2 separate regions of the Homo sapiens genome follow, and region 1 is linked to region 2. A link is an interaction called in ENCODE POLR2A ChIA-PET data of the cell type or tissue named here. Cell type or tissue: MCF 10A. All regions are shown on one strand. Links, peaks and the distances in the headings refer to the core of each region. The heading gives the core; the rest is flanking DNA.

What was found. Peaks named below come from ENCODE experiments on the same cell type or tissue, not always from the same donor. Only the 100,000 strongest peaks of a DNase experiment are listed, where the experiment ranks them.
Region 1: POLR2A ChIA-PET joins it to region 2 with 5 read pairs; 2 of 35 experiments call an interaction of 5 or more read pairs at or near these places.

Annotation. Positions count from the first base shown.
Region 1 is chr15:85,633,705-85,636,507 of GRCh38, forward strand. All of the region lies in intron 8 of AKAP13 (A-kinase anchoring protein 13), which reads left to right. Among named protein-coding and RNA genes, the nearest start is that of LINC02883, 120 kb to the right of the region's middle. In MCF 10A, for the core only: no CTCF peak of the experiment used is centred there; no DNase peak of the experiment used is centred there.
Region 2 is chr15:85,493,140-85,495,942 of GRCh38, forward strand. All of the region lies in intron 2 of AKAP13 (A-kinase anchoring protein 13), which reads left to right. Among named protein-coding and RNA genes, the nearest start is that of AKAP13, 110 kb to the left of the region's middle. In MCF 10A, for the core only: no CTCF peak of the experiment used is centred there; a DNase peak (open chromatin) is centred at 1,462.

The sequences.
Region 1 (2,803 bases), core at 256-2,755, 140 kb after region 2:
GGCTAATGTTTTTGTATTTTTAGTAGAGACGGGGTTTCACTGTGTTAGCCAGGATGGTCTCGATCTCCTGACCTCGTGATCTGCCCACCTCGGCCTCCCAAAGTGCTGGGATTACAGGTATGAGCCACTGCACCCGGCCTTTTTTTTTTAAAAAGGAAAATGTGTTGTTTCAATTCTTTGAAAGATGTGGATAGGGTGTTGGTAAAGTTACAAAATTTGTGGTTACTTCCTTATTGTGTATACCTTAAAGTACCTTTCAGAAAGGATATTTTTAAATATGTGTAATCCCAGGGCACCTGCTGAAGATTCAGTTCCATTCAGGATTACTTTTAAATTTTTGGCATCATTTTGTAACACACCAGGAACTGAAACCTTGATGGCCCCTGATTCTTGCTGTTTTTGCTCTCTGTAATAGTAAAATAGCTGAACAGAGCAAATGATAAAGTGTTTTGTTTCATGTGGTTCTAGTTTGCCTGGTTATTTGCAAGCAGTTTAATTCCTTTCATTCATTTTATTGTCAGTTATAATTTGACAAAATGTCTCTAGCTTTCTGCCTTATGCCACTTAGCATATACAGTAAAACTGTTGATCTTTGTCAGCAGAAGAGTTTAAGATTCTCACTAAAGTGATCAGAAATATATTTTAGAGGTTATTGAATAAAATCAAGGCTTCTGTCTTTGAGCATACAAATATTCACAACTACTTAGTAGTTTGTTTAGATATTTCTGCTCATATTATTTAGAATTACATCTAAGTATGTCAGTTTTAATGATTAAAGGGTTATAATGTTAAGGTGTGTGGGAATTGTGAAGACTAAAATTTATTTTATATTTTATACTTCTGTTTTTGAGAATGTATTTGTTTTCAGCTTTATTCTGGTATAAATTTCCATACAACAAAATTAACCAATATAAGTTTATAGTTTGGTGAGCCTTGACAAATATTTAAATTGTGTAATCACTACCGCATCATAATAGGAACACTTCTGTCAGCTCAGAAGTTCTGTTCTGTCTCCCTGTAGTCAGTCTTCTCCTTCATTCTCTGCTGATCACTAATGTTTTCTTGCTACTGTAGGCTTGCCTTTTCTAGATATTGCATGGATAGAACCATACAATACATAGTCTTTTGAGTCTGGCTTTTTTTTTTTTTTAACTTACCGTAATACTCTTGAGATTCATCCATGTTGTTTGTATCAGCAGTTCATTTCTTCTTTCTATGAATCTATAACATTGTATGGATATATTATAATTTGCTTATCCATTTACCATTTGATGGCAATCTGGACTGTTTCTAGTTTGGAGCTCTCATGAATTAAAGCGCTTTAAAAATTCCAGTGCAAGTCTTTGTGTGACAGTAGGTTTTGATTCTTCTTCGGTAAATGAATGGAATGCTATGTTGTATGTAAGTATATGTTTGACATTATGAAAAACTGCTAAACTGCTTTCCCAAAATGGCTGTACTATTTTGCTTTCTTTCAGCAACAGTACTGTGTTCTAGTTGCTCCACATCTTTGCCAACATTTGGTATTATCAGTCTCAAATTTTGACTCTTGTAATGGATGTCTGCTGCTATGTCCTTGTGATTTTAATTTACATTTTCCTGTGGATTAATGATGTTGGGTATCTTTTTTTTGCTTATCTGCCTTTCGTATATCTTTTTAAATAAAATGTTTATTCAAATCTTTTACCCATTTAAAAAATCATGTTGCTTTGTTACTGCATTGTAAGAGTTTCTTTTATTTTTAAATATTCCGGGTAGGAGTTCTTAGCAGATAATTGTTTTATAAATATTTTCCTTCAGTTTTTAGTTTACCTTTTTGTTTTCCTAACAGTGGCTTTTGAGGAGTAAAAGTTTTTAAGGTTGACATAGATTTATCCTTTTTTTTCATGTTTTAAAAAATGTACTATTTAAGAAATCTTTGTGTAACCGAAGTTCCCATAAAAGTGTTTCCCTCTGTCTTCTTTAGGAGTTTTATAGTTTTAGGTTGAACATTTAGATATATAAAGTATTCTGAGTTCATTTTTATAGGTGGTAAGGTTTGGGGTAAGATTTTAGATCTTGGGGAGTTGTATTTGTTTACATATTAGTATCCAGTCGTTATAGCATCATTTGTTCATAAGACTATTTGTTCCTCATTAAAATATCTTGGCATCTTTGTCAGGAATCAATGGGCCATATCTGTGAAGGTCTGTTTGTGGATTCTCTCTTCTCTGCCATTGATCTATATGTCTGCTGTTTAATATCACCCCGGTTTGGTTAGTGCAGCTTTTATAGTATGTCTTGAAATCATGTAGTGATCAATTTGAGGACAATTAACAACTGTATTGAGTCTTCTGATCTCATGGAATCTCTGTATTTATTTAAGTCTGCATTAATTTTTCTCAACAATGTTTTATAAAGGTTTCAGAGTATGAGTCTTACTCATATTTTCTTAAAATTATCCCTAATTATTTTATATTTATTGAGGCTTTTGTAAATGGTATTGCTTTTACTTTTAATTTCAATTTCTAATTGCTCATTGCTAGTATGTTGACTTTGTGTCTGGCAACCTTGCTTTTATTAATACATTATTTATTCCAGTATTTTTATAGATTCCTTAGGATTTTCTACATAGGCAGTCACGCCATTTGTGAATAAACCAAGTTTTACTTCTTCCTTTCCAATGGTATGCGTTTTCTTTCTTTTTCTGCTTTACTGCACTGGATAGGACCTCCAGAATATTGTTGAATAAAAGTGATGAGAATGGACATCTTTGGTTACTGATCTCAGAATGAAAGCATTTAGTCTTTCACCAATAAATATA
Region 2 (2,803 bases), core at 50-2,549:
AAGGGGGCGTTGTCTCTGCCTTTGTGGATACACATGGTTATTTAAGAAATGTAATACTCAGCTGAGCTATAATGACCATTTTTAATATGGAACATAGTAGGCACTTAGTAAACATTCATTGAGTGAGTGAATGAACTACAGTTTAGATAAGACTACTAAAATTTTAATGAAATTCACTTCATTTTGACAGAGCTACTTTTCTTAAAATTGCTCATTTGTTTCCCAGGTTTCATTCATTAATCTGCCTAGCATAGGCCCTGAGTAGCTAGTGATGTCACCTTTGTTACTGAAGGTGTGGCCAACAGGGAAATGAAGGTGATAACCTTGTCTTTATGGTGCATGTGGAACCTTTGAAACTGTAAGGAAATCCTTACAGCATCCCTGTGAAGTACAGCTGAGTGTGTTTGATAGTTTTATTACAGAGATGCATTCTGTGAGATAATATCTTACCTAGTTGAAGAAGCGTACTAGAAATAGTGCCTATATCTCTCCAGTCCTGAATTATCTTAGTTCTTTTGGGAGTTATAATCTGAGCCATTTGTTTATAGCAAGCCATGTGACTGCTTCTATTTTTTATGAACATAGTACATGCCCCCTTTGTCTCTAGAGCTCTCCTCACTGTCAAGATACAAAGCATAGTCTTGTCCTAGACGGGGTAAGGGACGAGGGATGCTGTCAGATGATAAAAGAAAAAGCCAAGCACATGAAGGAAAGGTTGGTATTAAAAAATGTATTACATTTCTTAAATAACCATGTGTATCCACAAAGGCAGAGACAATGCCCCCTTAAACCTCAGGCAATTTATCACTCAAAATGAGCTCTCTGTTGACATTAGCCCTTTCACCTATATTCAAGGGTACACCTTGCGCAGAACAAGGGTACCCCATTTTAGGAAAATCCAATATGCAAAAGATACCTCCAAACCAGAAACAACTTTAGAGGGGGAAAGTGAACAACTACTCATACCATCTCTTATATGCCCAATTCCTCTGGAACAGATAAATTATGGAGATTCAATACCACCTTAACTAAGGTATCAAAGTTAATGGGCTCTATCTATCACCACTCCCACACTCTAAGCCCTACTGGATCTAGCAACCTAGCAACTAGACTCCAGAAACAGTAAATAAATCCTCCCTCAGACTAACAGCTGAAAAGGAAACAAGAGTTTTAGACTTCTGATGAAGGAGGAGGAAAGGGTCTTTGGATGCCCCTTATGTCAGGCCCCAGGCTTAGTCTGGAAGAGATCTGTCTAGGCCAGGCCTGAAGCTCTGCAAGGTACAAGGAAATAATAGCTGTCAAGAATTAGGCGACGTGGATGAATCCCATACTTGATATGCCAGAGAAAGTCACTTCCTCTGTCCTCTCATCATTTTACTACACCCAAGTGAATGTCCCACACTCAGTTCTACATGTAGGAATGGACTTTATGGGAGAGGTCAGGACTGGTGACGAATTTGATGAGTCATAGGAATCATTGTATGTTAGGAGTGGTTGAGCCCAGTCTTCCGGAAGAGTGAGGATATTGAACTACAGAGAGAGATTGAGGGAAGTTGCCTGCAGTTTCACAGCAGGTTACGAGAGGTCTGAACAGGTAGCAGAATCTGCAAATAATTAGCTTATCTGGTGTACAGGAGGCAGGTCCCTAATTGGTTTGAATTTAATACTCAAAGTACATGCGCAGAGAAGTTATAGTATAAGATTCAGAACAAATGGGCTAAGTAAGAGAAAAAAATGTAGCAATTGGAAGATGAAGAAGAGAGGAATATTCAAAAAGATAGCATTGTGCTCCTTTCTTGGTGGAGTGAACAGGTGAGGATTATACTGTCTTTATGGATTATAGGTACATTGGAAAATAGTTTACAGTTATTATTTGAAATTCCTCTATAGTGAAGGAAGTAGTCAAGATAAAATGTGTTTTGTGACTTTTGATATAGGAAAGTCAGTAATAGCCATCTCAATAAAGTATATGCTCAGCTATTTCATCTTTATACTTAGAGATTCCTCAAGAGGATGGTTACACATTAGCTCTGGATCAGTGAGAGTAAGACCAAGGCCCTGGAACAGTAAGGCTTTCTCTTGTAAAGCTCAGTTCCCATGGTTCTTTGATGCTTTTTCTGTGTTAGAATAATGTTCTTTACTGGTTTCCAACATGTTTCGGTGGGCATTGGACCCTTGTGGTTAATGATCTGTGCAGCTGTAACTCCAGAGTGGCTGGCTCTACAGAACACTGACTCAGATGGCTTGTATTCGATGCTGATAATTCACTAACTAAAACGACTATAAGAACACATTTCAAGAGGAGAAATTTGGGGTGCATATCTCAGATTCTTCAGTTATAAACTTGCTTTTTTGTGTCTCTTAAGATTTATGGTCTATTGAACACATCTCTGTGTCTCCCTCAGGAAAGCCAAACAGCATATTTTTGCCCCTGCAAATTAAACACTTTTTAAAGCCAGTGAGTTACTCAGATGTGAGATTTCAATTTTTTCCAAGGCATGCTCGAAGGTAATATATGGGATAATAATCATTACCTGCCATATGTTTGGGATAAAACCCACACTTATTAGATTTTCAAGGGGAAGAGCCATTCCAATTATAAAACAAATTTCCAGAACCCCAACAGATCTGGTTGATTATGTCGTCCTTCCTCTCTTGTTTTCTCTCAGTACCAAATGTTTTTGCATGTAACTGCTTCTGGGAGGAGGCAAAACATCCTGATAATAGAAGAGCACCATAAGAAAGAATTATCTGGCACTAGATGCCTTTCTTTATTTAAAATGTGCAAAACAAAATCTCCAGT